Regions from separate parts of the Homo sapiens genome. Here region 1 is linked to region 2. A link is an interaction called in ENCODE POLR2A ChIA-PET data of the cell type or tissue named here. Cell type or tissue: GM12878. All regions are shown on one strand. Each heading gives the region's core, and the rest is flanking DNA. Links, peaks and the distances in the headings are about the cores only.

Evidence for each region. Peaks named below come from ENCODE experiments on the same cell type or tissue, not always from the same donor. Only the 100,000 strongest peaks of a DNase experiment are listed, where the experiment ranks them.
Region 1: POLR2A ChIA-PET joins it to region 2 with 5 read pairs; 6 of 35 experiments call an interaction of 5 or more read pairs at or near these places.

Annotation. Positions count from the first base shown.
Region 1 is chr1:93,088,202-93,099,383 of GRCh38, forward strand. All of the region lies in intron 1 of MTF2 (metal response element binding transcription factor 2), which reads left to right. Among named protein-coding and RNA genes, the nearest start is that of MTF2, 15 kb to the left of the region's middle. In GM12878, for the core only: no CTCF peak of the experiment used is centred there; no DNase peak of the experiment used is centred there.
Region 2 is chr1:93,027,977-93,039,158 of GRCh38, forward strand. No RefSeq gene overlaps it. Among named protein-coding and RNA genes, the nearest start is that of MTF2, 46 kb to the right of the region's middle. In GM12878, for the core only: no CTCF peak of the experiment used is centred there; DNase peaks (open chromatin) are centred at 5,179 and 5,955; H3K4me3 peaks cover 616 bases; H3K27ac peaks cover 957 bases.

The DNA.
Region 1 (11,182 bases), core at 2,888-6,887, 60 kb after region 2:
TGGAGGCTCATTTTATGTAGTGTAATCAACTTTATAAATTCTGGACTTGAACATGAATGTATGTACCTGTACTTAATTCACATTTATCTGTGGTTTTAATGTATATTAGTGGCCTTGTTGGTTTTGGTGTTTTAAGTCTGTAGTTAACCTTTCTTTATTATTCATTGTATATGTGAGATAATATAATCAAGGATTCCTTTTGCACAAATAATTTAGATGGCTATGGGTATTGTGATGTAAAGATTTTACCAGTTGTCATATTGGCTTTTAAAAAAATCAGATATATTTTTGAAATCTATTACTGTTTCTAAATGTTTGGTATTTACCATTTTGAAAATACTTGATATATTATATTTAACAGTGTCATTTACAATTTTTTTTTGAGACAGAATCTCACTTTCTTGCCCAGGCGGGAATGCAGTGGTGCGATCTCGGCTCACTGCAACCTCTGCCTCCTGGGTTCAAGCAATTCTCATGCTTCAGCCACCCAAGTAGCTGGGATTACAGCTGTGTGCCAACGTGCCTGGCTAATTTTTGTGTTTTTTGGTAGAGATGGTGTTTCACCACGTTGGCCAGGCTGGTATGGAACTCCTGACCTCAAGTGATCTGCCTGCCTCAGCCTACCAGAGTGGAGTGCTGGGATTACAGGCATGAACCACCATGCCCAACCTCATTTACAATTTTTAAAAAAATCTTAAGATCTGTATTTTTTATAGTTTATAAAAGTTTTTTTGTGATCACAAAAATACATGCTTTTGGTAGAAACACAAACATACAAAGATGTTCTATAAAACTGACTTTTTATCGTACATTTTAAGATATTTAAAAATATTTTCTGTAATTTCATGAAGAGTACTAAAGCCACAGTCACTGACATTGTAAACACCTCTGTTCATTCTCTAACCTGTTAGGTGGTTAAGCTATTTTTAATTCTAGGGGGCTCAGGCTGAACTTGAGGTTGGGGAGGAGAATTTGCCTCTGCTTTTAGTTGCAATTTTCAAGTGAGGTGAAATTAAGTAAAATTTGTAAGAGCTTTTTTGGCTTTTTAATTCTAGATAAATACATAAATAAATTTGGGTCTCTGTAATAGAATATGTGCTTTTATAGGATAGTGATATTTGCTTGATAAATGGAGGATTTACTTACTAGTGTGTGTATTGATAAATACAGACTTTGATTAGTTTATTCAAGAGAGATTTTTAAGTCCCTACTTTATGCCATACCTTGAAAAGTTTTAGAGTTCCAGTGATGAGCAAAATGTTTACTTTCAATTGTAATTCAAAATGCAAATTCCACTTGTTTACATGGAGTTATTAGATTGTAAATTTCTAGAAAATTGTTTGATTCTGCCTTTAAAAAAAAAGAAAGATGGAGCCTCTCAAGAGTGCAGTGGTACAATCACAGCTCTCGTACTTCACTGTATCACGGTAGCGTTTGAACTCCTGGGCCCAGGATATCTTCACACTTCAGCCTCCCAGGTAGTTGGGACTACATGCTCTCACCGCTATGCCTGGCTTAATATTTTCATTGTTTTAGAGATTGTGTCTGTGTATGGGGATCTCGTTATGTTGCCCAGGCTGGTCTTGAACTCCCAGCCTCAAGGGATGTTCCTGTCTCAGCCTCCCCAGTATTAATAGCTTGATTTTCCTTTTTTTTTTTTTGAGACAGAGTCTCACTCTGTCACCGAGGCTGGAGTGCAGTGGCGCAATCTTTGCTCACTGCAACCTCAGCTTCCAGAGTAGCTGGGATCTCAGGTGTGCACCACCACACCTGGCTAATTTTTTTTCTTTTTTGAGATGGAGTCTCGCTCTGTCCCCCGGGCTGGAGCGCGGTAGCACGATCTCGGCTCACTGCAAGCTCCGCCTCCCGAGTTCACGTCATTCTCCTGCCTCAGCCTCCTGAGTAGCTGGGACTACAGGCACCCGCCATCACGCCCGGCTAATTTTTTGTATTTTTAGTAGAGACGGGGTTTCACCGTGTTAGACAGGATGGTCTCCATCTCCTGACCTCGTGATCCACCCGCCTCAGCCTCCCAAAGTGCTGGGATTACAGGTGTGAGCCACCATGCCTGGCCAATTTTTGTATTTTTAGTAGAGATGGGGATTTCTCCATGCTGGCCAGGCGGGTCTTGAATTCCTGACCTCAGGTGATCTGCCTGCCTTGACCTCCCAAAGTGTTGGGATTACAGGCGTGAGCCACTGCGCCTGGCCAATTTTTGTATTTTTAGTAGAGATGGGGGTTTCTCCATGCTGGCCAGGAGGGTCTCGAATTCCTGACCTCAGGTGATCTGCCTGCCTTGGCCTCCCAAAGTGCTGGGATTACAGGCATGAGCCACTGTGCCTGACTGACTGTACTTTTAATATATCTTTTACACAGAAGATTCAGGTTTAATCATCAGTGTATGAAAGTAAGAGAGTAGGATTGTTGGAATATGAATATTCTTGGTTACGTTATTTTTCCTAGTTTTTTTTTTTTTTTTTGAGACGGAGTCTAACTGTGTTACCCAGGCTGGAATGCAGTGGCACGATCTCGGCTCACTGCAAGCTCTGCCTCCCAGGTTCATGCCGTTCTCCTGCCACAGTCTCCCAAGTAGCTGGGACTATAGGCACCCGCCACCATGCCTGGCTAATTTTTTGTATTTTTAGTAGAGATGGGGTTTCATCGTGTTTGCCAGGATGGTCTCGATCTCCTGACCTCATGATCCGCCCACCTCGGCCTCCCAGAGTGCTGGGATTACAGGCGTGAGCCACCGCACCCAGCCTATTTTTCCTAGTTTTAACAACTTCTCCATTTTTGTAACCTTGTAGCTTGTATGAATGTTCAAACATTTTTTTGCCCCTAAAACTTTTTTGACCTTTTTGAGGAGCTAAACTTTTAGAATAAGCTAAACTCAGCCTGTTAGTCCTCACTTCTAAACCCCATGCAGTCTGGCATTTGAAGTCAGTGCTCGTATGTGACGTTTGAATTGTTATATTCAATAAACAGTTTTTATTACTCATTTTACTTAACCCGTCTGGTACATCTGGTATACTACTACTTAGTTGTATTTTCTCATTTTTTTGGTAATATTTTACTCTCTGGGTTATCCTTGTATTTCTCTGGTGACTTCTTTTCCTCAGGATACTTTTATAAAAAAGCATTTTAAATTTTGTATTTAAAACATTTTTAAAACATGGCAATACAAGATCTTGCCATGTTGCCCAGACTAGTTTTCTAACTTCTGGCCTCAAGCAATCCTCCCACTTCAGCCTCCCAAAGTGCTGGGATTATAGGTGACAGCCACTGTGCTTAGCCCCTCTGGAGTTGTTTGTCCATCATTCAAATAAGAGTTTTCCAGAGATTCCTATACTTACCTTTCATGAACCATTAACTGGTGGGGTGGAGATAGTGTACTGACAAGATTGCCAACGTTTCATTTTAGAAAGTAAGAATGTTTTAAACTGTGACCACCATCATTGCATAAAAGATACTTACATTTAAGAATATAAGAAGGATATGCCCTCAAAATACAGAGTGGTCTTTTAAGTTAACTAACTTAATTAAATACTGAATACATTGTTCTTGCTTTTCTTACTTTGCTGTAGATCAGTACTGGTTTATGGACTTGAGTTGAGAACCACTGCCTTATTAAAACAATTGTTTCTTGAGCTGTTTTAAGGAAAGGGAGTGTGGAGTTTCTGTTGTCTCATGTCAGAGAAAACTATATATAAAGTATTTCTTAACATATTAAAATCTCCAAGAAGTCCTTTTGTGAAAAAGCCCCACAGTTTACCTGGTTACTGGGATGTCGTCTTCTACTTTTTCTTTGGTAATTTTTTCCCCACCTTTTTTCTGTTTTCATGTGCTGGATGTCTTAGATGAGCCTTTGGTTGTCTTAATCTGTTTTCTCTTATTATATATGTTTGGTTTTTCTTCTCTTGAAATTTTTATTTTGGCTATAATTTTATTTCTTAGAGCTCCTTATTATTTCATGGATGTAATATTTTCTCATATCTCTGAGGATATTAATTGGTTATTGAAACAGTTTTTTCACATACCAACTATTAACATTCTTTAGAACTAGTATTCAGAAAATATCCTTTTGAAACACTACCATAGATGTTGATGTTACCAAGGGTTTGTCTTCACTGCTTTTGGTTTGTCTTCACTGCTTTTATCATTTTCTATCTTTTAAAAAGTAAATTTGGAATATTTAATGGCATGCTACTTGCTAAAAGTTTAAAAATCAGATAATTTTGAAATTAAAAGGCTTTTTTACCAAAACAATGTAGTTTCTTTTCTGTTCCCTCCGCCCCTTCCCACTCCTTAGAGGCAATAACTTTTAACCCTTAGCTAATTCTTTATATCTCTAAATAAAATAGCACTGCATTTAGATTCATCAATTTTATATATTTTTTATAATGTTAGATGAGAATGAATGAGGAGAGGAATAAGGGGGTAAGCTTTCTCTATAAATATATTCTCTGTAACATAATGTTAGATGAAACATAATGTTATAGAGAAAGCTTTCTCTATAAACATGTTAGATGAGAAAGAAATTCATTGCTTCTCTCCTCATTCTTTCAGTATAGTTATATAAAACATTTTAAACTGTTTTCATTTGTGAGTATATAAAAATTGTTTACATATGAAGAACCACGTAGAATATGGTACCACAAAGTAGTGGTGAGGGTTAGTTAATGCTTGTAAAGAATTTAGAGGCCGGGTGCGATGGCTCACACCTGTAATCCCAGCACTTTGGGAGGCCAAGGCGGGCAAATCACGAGGTTAGGAGATCGAGATCATCCTGGTTTGCACGGTGAAATCCTGTCTCTACTAAAAATACAAAAAATTAGCCAGGCGTGGTGGCACATACCTGTAATCCCAGCTACTTGGGAGGCTGAGGCAGGAGAATCGCTTGAACCCGGGAGGCAGAGGTTGCAGTGAGCTGAGATCACACCACTGCACTCCAGTGTGGGCGACAGAGTGAGACTCTGTCTCAAAAAAAAAAAAAATTTAAAATAGTGTCAAATACTTGTTAGCTGTTATTTCTAGATTTACATTTTTTTCTTATACAACTATGTTTAAAAATTGCCTCATTAAAAAACAAAATTTGCCTAGTTTTCTTTGAACATTAAAATCTTCATACATCTTCAGTTCCACAAAATGTCTCACAGTGCACTTTTCCACAATGTCAATCTGTCATCTAATTTATCAGTGCCATTTATTTTTCTTAGAGATATCCTCCTGGAGTTCTTCTGGAGTTCTGCTCTAATTTGGACTGGTTCTCTAGACCTGCTGCATGGAAGTTGTCTTGGGGCTTTCCTTTACCACCATCCTGGGAATTCCTTTCTCTTCCCTTCTGTGTGACATACCTTGCATTCCGTGCCTGCCTTTTATTTGGTTTACTCCCTCTGTTTAGTTTTATTAAGCTCAAATAAAGTGTGCTTGGGGGATAAATCTTTAAATACTTTATATGGCTGAAAATGTTCTAATTTTCATACACATACACTCTTTTTTTAAAAAAATACATTTTAGAGATAGGGTCTCTCTGTGTTGCCCAGGGTGGAGTGTAGTGGCTATTCACAGGCATGATCATAGTACACTACAGCCCTGAACTAGGCTCAAGCGATCCTCCTGCCTCAGCCTCTGGAGTAGCTGGGACTACAGGAGTGTGCCACTGTAGCCCAGCTTTACTTACTCTTTTTAGTCCCTTGATTGATAATTTGACTGGTTATAAGGTTGATTTTCACCCAGAATTTATTTTTCACTCAGATTTTTAAGTGAATAGTTCCACTGTCTTCTGACTTGTAATATTGCTATAATGATTATTATTCTCAGTCCCTTGTTAGTTGCCCTTTTATCTCTTTGTAAACGTAGTATCTTTGTCCTTGATTTTCTTAGAACAGGTTTTTTTTGTTCAGTTTGCTGGACACTTGTGGCCTTTTCAATCTGGTTACTTCTTTCAGTACTGGGATGTTTTCTTTTACTTTGATAATTTTTTCTCCACTTTTTTTCTGTTTTCACATGTTGGATATTTCTGATTGGTCCTCTAATTTTCTTAATCTGTTTTCTCTTATTTTCTATCTTGGTTATATAAGGTGAAAACTTTTGTAATCACCCCAGGGTCAAAAGTAGAACATTGCCAGCTAACCCAGAAACCCACATTGCAACCCTTTCATCCCCCAGATAATCTCCATCCTGACTTCTGTGGTGATTATTTTTTCTTTGTAGTCTTATTATTCAGATGTGCATTTTGAGGGTTGTAGTTTAATTTACTAGTTTTAAAATATATGTTTTAAGATTTTTTTTCAATTACAGGTTCTATCTTAGATCTTGCCTCTTTTTTTCTGTGGAGTTTATTTGTGGGAGAAACCAGGTCATTTGTCATGTGCATTTCCTAACCTGTATTTTGCTGTTGCATCCCCACTGTGTAGTTGAGCATATTTCTCTGCATTTACTAGATCTAGAGGCTTACCAGGTTCAGGTTTGCCTTTTTGGGGGGTGGGGTGGGCAAGACTATTTCACATGTGCTGTGGGTTCTCCCATCAGGAAGCATGTAATGTTTCTCTTGCTGTGCTCTTAGCAGCTACTGATGCTCAGTGCATAGATCTATTTATTCATTAGGTGTTGCAAAATGGTGATTTAAAACATTTTCTTTTTCATTTATTGGCTTGAATATATTTATAGAGAAAGTTTACCTCTATTTTCAGCTGGCACCTTACCTGTTCCCCTCTCTGTGCCTTGTATTTCCCTTGATTCAATTCCTTGAAAGAATAAACGTTCCATATTCTGATGGGATGTACAGGATAGGAGATGTGACTCGGGGGTTCCAAGTGTCTTTTTTTTCAGACATGGTCTTGCTCTGTTACCCAGGCTGGAATACAGTGGCTGGATTATATAGCTCACTGCCATTATAGCTCACTGCTGCCTCAAACTCCTGGGCTCAAGTGATCCTCCCACTTATGTGTTCTGAGTAGCTGGGAAGCTGGGACTACAGGCACATGCCACCATGCCTGAGTAATTAAAAAAATTTTTTTTGTAGTGGTGGGGTCTCCTTATATTGACCAGGCTGGTTGCGAACTTCTTGCCTCAAGTGATCCTCACCTGGCTTCCAAGTGTCCTTTTATACCAACTTCTACATATTTCTTCATTCTTTTTATTTTATTTTATTTTTGAGATGGAGTTTAGCTCTTGTCGCCGAAGCTGGAGTGCAATGGTGCAATCTTGGCTCACTGCAACCTCCGCCTCCTGGGTTCAAGCGATTCTCCTGCCTCAGCCTCCCAGGTAGCTGGCATTACAGGAGTCCGCCACTACATCCAGCTGATTTTTGTATTTTTAGTAGAGACGGGATTTCACCATGTTGGCCAGGATGGTCTCGAACTCCTGACCTCAGTGATCCGCCCACATTGGCCTCCCAAAGTACTGACTGGGATTGCAGGCGTGAGCCACCCTGCCTGGCTATTTCTCTGTTCTTTTTTTTTTTTTTTTTTGAGATGGAGTCTCGCTCTGTCACCCAGGCTGGAGTGCAGTGGTGTGATCTCAGCTCAGTGCAACCTCCACCTCCCAAGTTTAAACGATTCTTCTGCCTCAGCCTCCTGAATAGCTGGGACTACAGGTGCATGCCACCACACCCAGCTAATTCTTGTATTTTTAGTAGAGATGGGGTTTCACCATATTGGTCAGGCTGGTCTCAAACTCCTGACCTTGTGATCCGCCCACCTTGACCTCCCAAAGTGCTGGGATTGCAGGCGTGAGCCCCTGCACCCGGTCTATTTCTCCATTCTTAATGCTCCCACTTGACCTCTGTCTTTTGAGTCTTGTGTCAACAGTTCTTTAGTCTTTTGAGGTTCTGTAGAGCAAAGGATTTGCTTCTCATTCCTCATTGTTCTTTCAGCTGACACTTATGTTTAATTTTCTTCCTTATTTTACAAGTGTTCATTCTTCCATCTGCCTTCCATCTTCATATATTGTGATTTAGAATTTCACATGTAACATGAACGTGGAACATCATGTATTGTTGAAGATGGAGTGTGTTTTAATTTTTTCTTTTCTCTTTGTTTTGTCATGAAAAGGAACAAATAAATCTTTACTCTCCTATCTTAATACAGCAAAGTCCTACTCTTCTCATTTTCACTTCTCATTTCTATCCAGGGCCCCAAATACGTATTATTAATATGTTACAACTTCCAAGTCTTCACTTCCAAACCAGATTTTCTGAGCTGTGGATCTTAATAGCCAGCTGCTTCCTAGACGTCATGAATAATATTTCCCAAATGTTTTCCAATTTTATTAGTTTTTTCAGAGGACCAGCTTTTGGTGCCATTTGTTCTGTCATATGCTTTTTTTTTTCTGTGTTAATTTCTGTTCTTTTATTTTTCTACTTTTTGGGGGCTTATTTTCTTTTTTCTTCCTTCAACATGAGATAGCTACTCAATTCATTAACTTTTTTTTTCTTTTCTATTATATGTATTTCGAGACGTATCTCTCCAACTACTGCTTTAGCTGCATCCCACAAGTTTTTAATATGTGCTTTTTGTTGTTCAACTTCAAATACTTATTTCTGTTATGATTTCTTCTTTGGCCCATGGATTATTTAAAAGTGTATATTTTCTTTTTTTCTTTTTCTTTTTTTTTTTTTTTTTTTGGAGACAGGGTCTAGTTCAGCTTCCCAGGCTAGAGTGCAGTGGTGTGATCATGGCTCACTGCAGCCTTAATCTCCTGGGCTCAACTGATCCTCCTGCCTCAGCCTCCTGAGTAGTCGGGCCTGCAGACATGCACCACCATGCCTGGCTAATTTTTAATTTTTTGTAGAGATGCGGTTTTACCATGTTGCCTAGGCTGGTCTCAAACTCCTGAGCTCAAATGATCTGCCCACCTTGGCCTCCCAAGGTGCTGGGATTACAGGCCTGAGCCACTGCGCCTGGCCTAAAAGTATATGTCTTGATTTCCAAACTTTTAAGTTACCTTTTTATTGATTTTGGAGTCTTACGGCATTGTAGTCATGAAATATATGCTGTATGATTTTATAGCTTAAAATTTGTTGAGACTTGCTTTATAGATCAGTATATGGTCAGTTTTTGTAAATATTTTGCCTAGCAGACATCCTTTCTTGGATGAAAGAGATAATTTAAACTTGTTACTACTTTCCTTCTAATTTCCCCCATACCATCTTCCCAGTTTCCCAAGTTAAAAACTTGGGAGTTGTTCTGAATTTCTCCTTTGCTCTCAATACCACATAAAGTTAATTCTTAATGTCTGTCTGTTTTACTTTTAAATTATTTATTGTTATAAGAGTGATGCCATGATTATTTTAAAAAACTTGGAAAATATAAAGTATGAAAACTAGGTTACTTAAAACCCTAGTATCCAGGGATGTTTTAAAATTCCAATTTCTTCGTGGCCTGATTTCAGGTTTTTCCTTTCTTTTTTTTTGAGATGGAGTCTCACTCTGTCGCCCAGGCAGGAGTGTAGCGGTGCGATCTCAGCTCACTGCAACCTCCACCTCCCGGGTTCGAGCAGTTCTCGCGCCTCAGCCTCCTGAGTAGCTGGGGTTACAGGTGCATGCCACCATGCTCAGTTATTTTTTGTATTTTTAGTAGAGACGGGGTTTCACCTTGTTGGCCGGGCTGGTCGCGAGCTCCTGACCTTAAATGATCTGCCCGCCTCAGCCTCCCACAGTGCTGGGATTACAGGCATGAGCCACCATGCCTGGGCCTTTTTTTATTAATAGATTATTGCAGATTTATTTGGGTTCCCATCTTTTTCTCTCTTTTGCATAGTGTTTGTTTATTCAGCCAGTATTGAGAATCGATGTGTGCCAGGTACAGGGGATATATAAGAGTAAATAAGACAAAGAGGCAATGTCTCTACTCTTATAGCTTGGTCTTTTTTTGTTTGTTTAGTGTTATTTATGCCACTTTCTCTCTAATTTGAGCTGCAGTTATACTGCAGTTTTGTTCCTAGAAAAGTGTGTGTTGTCTCATGACTTTGTGCCTTTACATATGTTCCCTAGGCTTATGAAGTCCTCTCTAAGGTTCATCTCTGAAACTACTACTCATCCTTTAAGTCTGTAGTTAAAAGCTAAGTCTTGATGAAGTTTTGTCTGTCCCTGCCTTTTGCTTCTGGACAGATTAGATATTTTTCTTCTTGTGTTTATTCATTATAGGAATTACACTGCATATAGTTTTTTTGGTGTGCACACGTGTTTCTCTACAAAGGCTATGTTCCTTGGTGGTATGTACTGTATCTTTCCACATTTGTCTCTCTTAACACCTGGCATGGTACCTGGCATATAGCAGGCATTGTATATTTGTTGAATGACCAGAGCCATTGAGTTTAAATACAATAATCATGTTTTCCTTAACTCTCATTGGACTTTTATTATAAAATGATTGGGGTATGGATGTTTTGGTTGGTTAAAATGTTCTGTTTAATTAAAGTATACTCTGAGATACCAGTTTTCAAATATAAGTTGTCAGTAGGTTAGGAGACAAATGTATATATGTTGGTTGTTTATAAGAAGGCTGAATTTTTGCATATGAACCATTACAAATAGGAATTGGGATTCCAAGTCAGTTGGTCTGTAATTTGTAATATAGTTTATTTGTAGTATTTATGATACTTAATACCTACTGTAATGGTTTCAGAATTTTGACTTTGTTCTCCAATGAATGTGTTTCTTCTCAGTGTTGCCCAGTTGTAAAACTAGGGTATCTGCTGATTCTGAGCCACTAGTAGCAACCCCTGACCATGGGTTTCAGCAAGGTGAGGGATGAGAGGATGACATTTACAGATGGTGAGAGGGGGATGTTTGTCTATATTGTAAACAGATGGACACTACCCACCTATACCCAGTTGTCCAGCCGCTCAGGTAAAGAATGTAGAGAGGGTTTTTACATTGATAAGGTCCTGAAAAAGACCTCCATATTTTGGCAGAGTTTATCAGTCTAAGCGTTGCCTCCCTACCTGATCACACTAAGGCAAAGCTGAACTCTCTACAAATCCTGCATCATGTGTGAAGAGATCCCATGTGGATTTATATAACCTCAATCTTAACTGTCACTGGACAACTAAGGGCCACTAAATAGCTGAGGAAAGCCTGCTGCATCAAAGGAGAGTCTAAAATAAACAGAAAAACAAATGAAAGGATTTACCAAGGGCTGGACAGTATGATTGAAAGAAGACCTTATGCCTAGACACA
Region 2 (11,182 bases), core at 3,539-7,538:
ATTTTGTCTACTTTCTGCAGGAATTCTTCTGTGGTGGCTGCTTCTGGTGGGCATTAACACATGACGCAAAAATCTTCACGCTTGGTGCCTACTCTCTCGTGTCCTTACACATGCCTCTGTCTCCAATCCTCAAGCCCCTGATCAGCCCCTGATGGTCAGGCCATTGACTACTGCCACAGTCTGTATATATTCTTGCCTCAGACCATTTAACCTTCCACTCCTGATGTTAAGGAAGATGAGCATGTTCCTTCTCTGTTTCTCTTTGGCGTCTACCCTCCTGCAGGGAGTACATGCATTCTGTGCATCTCCTCTACACTGAATTGTACAGCAAGAGCTCCAGGGTCACCCAGGTTTGCCTGCGAGTGGGTAGCCCAGTCTGCACAGTTCTGCTGCTAGACTACAACCTCCAAACTACCCTTTATCATAATTCAAGTGGTATTTTGATCTCGAATTGACTCTTGCATCTTTCTCTTAATTAGTTCCAAGTTCTGGAAATGTTATTGATTATGCAGTCTGAAATCTCAACAGAAACTATCAAAGCTGGGATTTTGGCAAGCAAATAGGCAGTACCTCTCTACCTTAAAATTTCTCCAGAAATACAGGCATTTTCCTGGGCTTAGGGAATTATAGGAGTATTTGATCCCATAGTGGACACAGGAGCCTGAAGAGGCTTGAAAAAACGTCGACAGAAAGTATGAATGACAATTGGGTCTGAACAATGTGGAGGTAGGTGCAGTCTTGTTGCCTCACCTCCCTGGCTCTCTGCAGGACTCCTTTCTAGGAGGCTGATGTGATGAGAGCCAAGACCAGCCTCCTGCAGCAATCCAGATTCTTTGAACTCATGGTTCATTTGGACCATGTCATGGAGAGAACTTTGGAAGGATCCGTGTGAAAATACTTTTTCTAACTCTTTTTGAAAGACCAGATATTTTTCTTTGTATGCATTTTCGTTGAATGTTACAGCAAGATGCTTTCTGTACATTTAATTTTACACAAATATTAAATGTCTATTGTATTTGAGATGTTGACTATGTAGTATATACTATGTATTATAGAGACTATATATGTACATATACATATACACACATATATATACAAACAGTATATATAACATATATGTAATATATATAGTGTGTGACAGAAGGAAATAAGCAGTTATGTTTCTCACATTTCTTAAAAGTATTTTTTTCGTGACTACATGCCAGTATAGAATAACTAACATTTCCTTTTCAAAGCAATGTTGAAATACTTTTGCTCAAGCTAGTAAATTATTAGGAAGTTCACATGTAAGTGTGGAAACTAGAACACTCAATTTCACCTCATATGTAAGTGTCTTGTGCTTTTGTTCTAAGTAAAAAAAACAAAATGCATTTGATGTTCACTCTGAATTTTCATGGTAGCAACTGTTGCCCACATCTGGCATTCTGGTGGCCACACCTGGGGCATCACAACACTGAAAACAGATGTATGGGCTGCTTGAGAAGCGGAAACAAGTGTCAGATTCAATCAGAGAAGCAATGGGAACATCACAGAGTGAAGCCTGTGTTTAACCACAAGGTGTCAAATTGGATCAAAGGATGCCACAGACTAAGAGAGGCACAGATCAGTAGCTGAGAAAAGGGGAAGGGCAGAAGGAGATAATAGATGGGGATAGGAGATTCGAGAGCAGATAGAGAGCAAGCCAGTGTGCCTTGGCTTGGTGGTGTGTTCTGGGGATTGGGCTGCTTTGAGTGAACGCAATGCTACGATTATTCCTCCCACCCTACTGCACTGCCCAACATTTGACACCTGTAACATGAAGGCTTTCACAGAAGGCCTAATGCCATAGCAGTTAAAAAGACTGAGCTTTGGAATCAGGAAACCTCGGGTCCAAGCCCAGCTCCATTATTTACTACCATGTGACCATGAACAATTACCTTATCTCTTGACTTTTAGGTTCTTTGTCTGTAAAATTGAGCTAATAAGAGATTGTTTCTCATAGAAAGGGGTGGTGGTGATGATTCTATGGGATAATAGATTGTAAAGTTCTTAGGACAATGCTTGGCACATAGTGACTCCCAGTAAAAGTTAGTCAATATGGGCCGTGTGCGGTGGCTCACGCCTGTAATCCCAGCATTTTGGGAGGCCAAGGTGGGCGGATCACCTGGGGTCAGGAGTTCAAGACCAGCCTGGCCAACATGGTGAAACCCCATCTCTGCTAAAAATATGAAAAATCAGCCGAGCATAGTGGTGGACACCTGTAATCCCAGCTATTCAGGAGTCTGAGACAGGAGAATCGCTTGAACCTGGGAGGCAGAGGTTGCAGTGAGCTGAGATTTCGCCATTGCACTCCAGCCTGGGCAACAAGAGTGAAACTCTGTCTCAAAAAAAAAAAAAGTTAGCCAATATGATTAACTTGGGTCATGAGTTCTGTAACTGCACTTTGGAAAGACCTAGAGATGTGTGGAAATGCCTTTGCTTACCCGTTGTCTTCACCAGAGCCATTCCATTTTTATCCACTTATATATTTTTCTTTTGTGATGATTTTCCTTGAGTAAAGAGTTATACTTTACAAAACTAATATTTAAGGCTGGGAGCTGTGGCTCATGCCTATAATCCCAGCACTTTGGGAGGCTGAGACATGAGGATTGCTTGAGGCCAGGAGTTGAAGACCAACCTGGGCAACACAATGAGACCCTGACTCTACAAAAATACAAAAAAGATTAGCCAGGTATGGTGGTGTGCAACTATAATTTTAGCTACTGGGAAGGCTGGGGTAGAAGGATTGCTTGAGCCCAAGAGTTCAAGGTTGCAGTGAGCCATGATCACGCCACTGTACTCCAGCCTTGGCAAGAGTGGGATTCTGTCTCTAAGAAAAATAAAAAAAGAAAAAATATATATATATCTTTCAAAACCGTGATCTAAATCACCGATATAAGTCTGAAAATAGGCAATTCCAAGTATTCGCCCAGGACCCTTTACTAGAAAATTCCCTCCAGACTAGTAGACACCCTTTGGGTACAGTGTTCCATGGATTATGAAGCCACTTGTAATACCATAATTCCACTTCACTTTAATATCTTATTCACAAGGAGACAATGGAAAATTTTTGCCAACTTCTCTGCTCTAATTAGGAAACACTGGATCTTTAGCATTTCCTCAGTCTATCAGTCTGGTTGATAAAAAAGAAAGTCTATGGTTTTTTCTTTGGTGTCATTGTTTCCAATGCAGCTTCCCAGTTCACTGATGATCAGTGCTAGCATCCATCATTTATGAGTCCTTAGATTGCTAACATAGACTTACTTCTTTTTTTTTTTTTTAGACGGAGTCTCCCTCTGTCGTCAGGCTGGAGTGCAGTGGCACGATCTCGACTCACTGCAACCTCTGCCTCCCAGGTTCAAGCGATTCTCCTGCCTCAGCCTCTCGAGTAGCTGGGATTACATGCATGTGCCACCATGCCCAGCTAATTTTTGTATTTTTAGTAGAGATGGGGTTTCACCATGTTGGCCAGGATGGTTTCGATCTCCTGACCTTGTGATCCACCTGCCTTGGCCTCCCAAAGTGCTGGGATTACAGGCGTGAGCCATCATGCCCGGCCAACTTATTTCTTATAGAAAAAGAAATTTTTACATAAATATTGGATTAATGGCATTCGTGATAAAGCTGTTTCCTAAATACAAAGTCTAATACCACGGGAATTCATACAATTCAAATAAAGCAAATAGGAGAGTAGGTGTAGGAAAAGCTTTGATTTATACAATTTTATGACGAGGAAGTTTAACTGAGAGAGAAGTTAAAAATATCTTTCTAGCATTGGTTAATAGTTAAATAGTTTTCTTAAGAAAATAACCAAGCTAGATGCACCATCATTTTAAAAGGCTGGTGCATCTGTTCATGCACTGAGTATTCTTAATGTAGAGGAAGGTCCCACGTGGGCTTTCTGATTCTTCTGTGCTTGAACAATGCCAGGCAAATTGGTCTGGGATTGTATTTCTCATGCTTCCACCTCGCTTTACCAATCAGTAGTGTATTAACCATCTGTACAGGGATAAAATTTACACTTGCATCTTGCAGTTTTAAAAGAGTACATTGTTTTGATATAAGGCTTTGGCACATGAAAACAACAAAAGTGAATTTTATAACTATAGAAGGACAGAGGTCTAGAAAAGTAAATAAAAGTATTGCATTTATTTGACAATAATGAAAAGTTTTTTGAAAAGCAGAAATGTTTTTGATGTATAGAGAAATTTAGAAATCTTAATCTAGAAATTAAGTAAATAAAATCTTTACTTACTAGAGTTTTTATGTTTGGCCAGAGAATAGGATATGTTGGTAATCAAATACCATGTGTACATTATAAATAAGATATTCTAGAAACTGAGTCTTCAAAGCACTGAAATGTGATAATATCATTGAAATAAAATAGAATGTAATGTCACCATTCAAAAATTTTGGATTACTACATGAGTCCCAGGGTCTTCATATGGCTCTCCAGATTTGCCCCATGAACACAGAATTGAAATCCTATAATAATGAAATAATATATGAAATCCTATGATAATTATATGGTATCGGATTAAAAAGGGAAATGTTCAGATAACAGGCATTTCTTACTAATAGAACAATGGATGGTAGAATTTACTGCATTTGATAGTGTCTAGCAGCCCATCACCACAGCTTAAAGTGTTTTCTTCAAAATTAGATTCCTTTTTCTAATTCTACATTCGGTAAATATTTTTGAGCTTGTATTACTATCATAGTTATAAAATAACTTAGAGTTGTTCTGTGCTTTACCTTCATGAATCTGATTAACGTATTTTTCTGGTTAAATAGTAAGTATTATAAATAACTTGTTATTTAAATATTTCTCTTAGGCAATCTGTATAGATTACCTTTATTAAGGCCATTAAATGACATGTAGATAAAAAGCAATATTTATTATCGTTGAGCATTTGCAATTTTAATTTACAAACTACCTTTCTATCCATTTATTCTGATGCTCTGCTGTGCTTCTTAGAGAGGGTTAGGAGGTTGAAGAGCTTTGTATCAGACCTCTCTTGGTTTACCTGATGCACATCTGGATCAGATGCATGCCCCGTTGAGCTACATGCATGCCCCATGCTCCCAGCAACATCCAACTGCTCAACCCCTCCCCTGTTCCCTGTCAACCACAGGCCCTCTTGGGGGTTAAAACCTTTTGAACAGGGCCATCTGTTCTTCACTTCGACAAGTTGAGCAAAATGACTCAGCAATTCACTCTTCTAGTTTTTTAAGTCAGGACAGGATAAGGGAGAGATGAAAACATCCAATTCAATTCCAAGAACTTGCCAAACAATACGTCATTTGCTCAAAGTCACTCAGTTGGGAAGAAAGATTAGAACTCAAGAAATGTTATGCCCTCAGATGCACTGCTTATCCAAAAATGTATCTAAAATGATTTAGAAATCTCGTATTTCAATCAGCGTTGGCTTCACAGGTGTGCAACCTGTGCAATCACACAGGGTCCACTCTCAGAAGAGCTTTGCACTTGGTTGAATGCTCTGCTGTCTCCATTTTGAAATTCTTAGTTATTTTACTTTTGAACTTATATTTTGTAAGTGATGTTCAATGGGACAATGGCATGAGCAGAGAAGATACATGAGTGCCTTCCAGTCTTTGTTACTAAATCTGTCTGCATATGGCTCTCCAGATTTGCTCCATGAACACAGAATTCCACTACAGACCCACAATGCCTAGAAATGTAGCAGACACAAAGGAAGTACATGATTAGCATGTATGTCCACAAATAAGTAGGCACTGACAGTCCTGAGAGGCCATGTTTTCCATTCAAACCGGAGCCTGTTTTGACTGCAGAGAGAAAGCAAAGGCATCCTAAAAAAAATTATCAAAGGAATCATGTCATATTCATTCTTGCTTATGTTGCTTCCCTGTATTAGCCAACCACTTACACAGAAAATGATGCCCTATAAGGAAAGGGAAAGATAACAGCTCTTAGTTTCTTTCCCTTTCAGTTCCTCCTTACTCATCAGTAAGCTGAAGATAGTGCTAGGAGGAACACGTGCAATCAAGAAGTGAAATAAAAACAGTTGAGTTAGTTTTGTGCAGTGTTTCTACTGTTCTAGTAAGAACAAAACATATGTGTGTGTATAAGCTACAATATACAAATTGTGTAATTTTGTTGATTCTGCATGAGTTAAATACTCTGATATTTTCATTTAAAACCGGCATTGCACAACGGAAAGATGAACATTAAAATTCATGGTAATAGTTTTAAATTTAAATTTTTCTTTATTCAGAAAAACATTAAATAGCAAATAAAAAATACCACTGCAAATCCAGGAAGAGCTCAGAAGAAAGGGAAAAGCTTTATATTTTAGCACTTTTTAAAAACAGCTTTACTGAGATATAATTCATATATCATACAATTTACTCACTTAAAATGCACAATTCAATGGTTTTTAGTATATTCACATATAGGTACAGCCATCATCACAGTCAATTTGGGAATATTTTCATCACCTCAGAAAGAAAGATTGATAAATTAGGCAGGTATGGTGGTGCATGCCTGTAGTCCTAGCTACTTGGGAGGCTGAGATGGGAGCACTGCTTGAGCTGATCTTGAGCTCCTGGGCTGAAGTGATCCTCTCACCATTGACTCCCAGAATGCTGGGATTACAGATATGAATCACTGTGCCTGGCCAAGCATAAGGTTTTCAAGGTTCACCCCTGTTGTAGCATGTAGCAGTGTTTCACTCATTTTTTATGGCCGAATAATATTCACTTTTACAGATATGCCATGTGTTATTCATCCATTTGTCAGTTGGTGTACATTTGGGTTGTTTCTACTTTTTGTATATTATGAATAATGCAATTTGCCAGAGGAAATTGACAAGATATTTGATTAAAAAAATTTTTTTACAAAAGATAAAAAAGATTATTGTTTAGTACAGTACTTTTTTTTTTTTTTCTAGAGATGAGGTGTCACTATGTTGCCCAGACTGCAGGGCAGTGACTATTCACAGGCATGATGACAGCAAACTAGGCCTTGGAACTCCTGCCCTCAAGCAATCCTCCCTCCTCAGCCTCTCTGGTAGCGGAGACTATAAGTGTGTGCTACCATGCCCAACTCTTCACTGATTAATTTTGAAGAAATTAGAATATTTAAAAAATCTACTTAGGCCAGGCATGGTGGCTCATGCCTGTAATCCCAACATTTTAGGAGGCTGAGGTGGGAGGATTGCTTGAGCCCAGGAGTTCAATACCAGCCTGGGCAACATAGTGAAACACTGTCTCTACAAAAAAAGTCAAAAAATTAGCTGGGCATGGTGGTGCTTGCCTGTGGTCCCAGCTACTCAGGAGGCTGAAACAAGAGGATCGCTTGAGCCTGGGGAATCGAGGCTGCACTCCAGCCTGGTGTTCGAGCCACTGTACTCCAGCCTGGGTGACAGAGTAAGACACTATCTCCGAAAACAAACAAAAAATCTACTTAGCATGAAAACACTTCAATACATAGAGTACAGATACGCCTGGAGAGGGAGTTCTCCATGGAAAAATATGCTCCAACCTCCAGGATCTGGGACCAGCACAGGCCAATTACAACAAAATACTGACTCCTGAGGTCTGATAAACATGAGTACCTTTTCCCTGAAATAAGCAGAAAACAATAGACATCCTGGTAAGGACCAGGGAAAACCAGCCTCTGAAGCTGCCAGGTGCCTCTGTCTATTGAAGACAGAGGAGAAAGGATTTAATATTTGGTGAGAGCCATTATATTGATTTTATTTGATTTTGTCTCTCTATTGTGACTAGTGGTGGCCATTGAAATAAATCACAGCTGGCTGGTGAATGGTCCAAATGAAAAGAAAACTAGGATATCAGTCTGAATGAAAAAGTACCTCTACGACTTAAGAGTGAGGGCAAGCCTGGAGGATCCTTTAATACTTCAGAATTGGACAGAATGAGTGGGAACTGAGGAAGGATGGTCCCCAGGACACCCATGAGTATAATTCCTGGTTCCCTGCCATTATAGAAGTGGGAAAGAAAAAAGATGTTATGAGAAAGAAACATATAACAAACAACCCATGTAGTTTTTTTTTTTAACTCTTTTGTGGGTAATGTAGACTAACTGTAATGAAAAAGCATAGGCAAAAATAAATGCTATAAAAAGAAATGTTGTTCGTCTAATTACTGATTTATCACCTAATTTTATCGTGAAGCTGCTCTATGATAGCACATATAGGAAGAAGACATGGTCCTTTGTTTTCAAGGAGCTCAGACTAAAAGAAAGCAGGCAAGTCAACATATATAAATCACACTGTGAATAGTGAAACATGGAAATATGAACAAAGTGAATCCCAGAGGAAGGAACTTCTAATTTGGGCACTAATGGGACTAAAGTCTAGAATATTTGAACTGATTTTTGATGGATTAGGATGAGGTCACCATGTGAACAAAGAAAGGAAGTTTATTCTAGCAGAGGGAGTAACATAGCAGAAGACCCAGGACTATTAAAGAGCATAGTTTGGGTCAGGTGCAGCAGCACATGCCTGTAATCCAGCACTTAGGGAGGCTGAGGCAGGTGGATCACTTGAGTCCAGGAGTTTGGGACCAGCATGGCCAACATGGCAAAACCCCGTCTCTATAAAAAATATAAAAGTAGCAGGGTGCTGTGCCTTGCGCTTGTGGTTCCAGCTATTCTTGAGCTGGGGAGGTCAAGGCTGCAATGAGCCAAGATCACTCCACTGCACTCCAGCCTGGGTGACAGAGTGGACTCTGTCTAAAAATTAAAAAAACAAGAAACAAACAAACAAAAAGAAAGAGCACGTTTTGTTTAGGGAATGTGACTGGACTAGTGGGCTGGAGAGTGAAGTGCAGAGCAGGGGAGTGCAGGAGACAGCAGCCCAGGAGAGGAGGGCTCCAACCTCAAGCTACCGCCCAGGAATGTTGTCTTTGTCCTGTGGAATTTGAGGTGTTTAAGAAATGGCCCAGTGAGGTGGCTCTTGCCTGTAATCCCAGCATTTTAGGAGGCTGAGGTGGGTGGGTGGATCACTTGAGTCCACGAGTTCGAGACCAGCCTGGCCAACAAGGTGAAACCCTGTCTCTACTAAAAATGAAAAAAAAAAAAAAAAAATTAGCTGGGTGTGGTCATGGGTGCCTGTGATCCCAGCTACTTGGGAGGCTGAAGTGGGAGGATCTCTTGAACCCGGGAGGCGGAAGTCGTAGTGAGCTGAGATTGCGCCACTGCACTCCAGCTTCTCAAAGAAAAAAAAAAAAGAGAGGCCGGGCGCGGTGGCTCATGCCTGTAATCCCAGCACTTTGGGAGGCCGAGGTGGGCGGATCACAAGGTCAGGAGGTCGAGACCATCCTGGCTAACACGGTGAAACCCCGTCTCTACTGAAAATACAAAAAATTAGCTGGGCGTGGTGGCGAGCGCCTGTAGTCCCAGCTACTCGGGAGGCTGAGGCAGGAGAATGGCGTGAACCCGGGAGGCGGAGCTTGCAGTGAGCTGAGATCGTGCCACTGCACTCCAGCCTGGGCAACAGAGCAAGACTCCATCTCAAAAAAAAAAAATCAAAAAAAAAAAAAAGAGAGAGAGAGAAGTAATATGATCAGATTTAACTATGTAACTAAGTGCTGCAGGAAGGAAGAATCTTTGAAGGGAAAAAAACAGAACTGAGGCTCAGAGACCAACAGGAGAAAAGGCAAGAAATGATGCGTTAGGGCACTGGCAATGGCAAGGGAAAAGAAGAAAGCTCTGAGACACATTTCAAGGTATAATAAAAAAGATTTAGGGATCAGCTGAATGTAAATCAAATGCAAACTGAAAGCTATATGGTTGGACCTACCTAAAAGTCCTCAACTGTAAGACAAGTTTACAACAGGTTGAGAAGGCAAGGCAACCACACACACACACACACACACACACACACACACACACGCACACACACAGAGCCCAGCAAACAAACAATAGCCTAGGCAGTAAATGACAAGTCATTTTGTACATGATAGACTTTTTTTTTTTTTAACAGTCTCACTCTGTCACCCATGCTGGAGTGCAGTGGTGTGATCTTGGCTCTCTGCAACCTCAGCCGCCTGGGGTTCAGGCGATTCTTGTGCCTCAGACTACAGGTGCCTGCCACTATACCTAACTAATTTTTGTATGTTTAGTAGAGACGGGGTTTCACCATGTTGGCCAGGCTGGTATCGAATTCCTGACCTCAGGTGATCTGCCCACCTTGGCCTCCCAAAGTGCTGGGATTACAGTCGTAAGCCACTGCACCCAGCCTCATGATAGACACTTAATGCTTGATGAATGAATAAATGGGTAATACAGTTGACAAATGCTATAAGAGTCCAGAGTAACACAATGGTACACCATGAAGTGCAGTGTGTATGAGAACAGGCTTTAGAATCAGGCCTTTTTTCAAATCCGGCACAACTACTTAGCAGCAGGAGGAACTTGAGGTTACTCAACCTCACTAAGCTTCATTTTCCTCATTTGTAAAGTGGGCATAATAATCACCTCTTCAAAATGTAGATGTGAAGTATAATAATATAATGTTATATAAAATAAAATAAAATATAATAAAAAATATTTAAAAAGATGTGAAAATAATAAAAGTATTTTATGAATAGGGCCTAGCACGTATTGATCAACAAATGATATGTATTACATTTATGATGGCTTGGTGATGGTCCAGGAAGACTTCTCTAAGAAGGTGGAATCTTATAGAACCTAAACAGGATTCTGTAGGAAGGGTACTATTCTTGTTGGCAATGAAAACACAAGACATTCATTATAGTCGTGAGGATTGTTATGAGCAAAATTGAAAGTAAAACAAGGCAGATTCATAAACTGATTTCTCTGTGCTTCTTTTCTGTACTTCCATAACATTCTGTACTTATAGGGTTTTTAAGGTCTAATTCCTTCACTCCTCCTTGAAAGCAAGAAATGTGTCATTCATGGCTGGGACTGTATTCAGTACCTGACATTATCCCTCATACACAGTATGCATTTAAACATGATGCTGAATGAATAGAGGAATAAACAGATCTCCATGGAGCTCAGGTTCGGCTGCAGGATTAATCAGAGATGGACACTTAGTGTGACATTGTCACTGATATATGTTATCAGCAGGATGTATTTTTTTTCTCCTATGAAGTAGTTCTTATTTGAGTCACAACTGGAGGATGGTTTTAGATC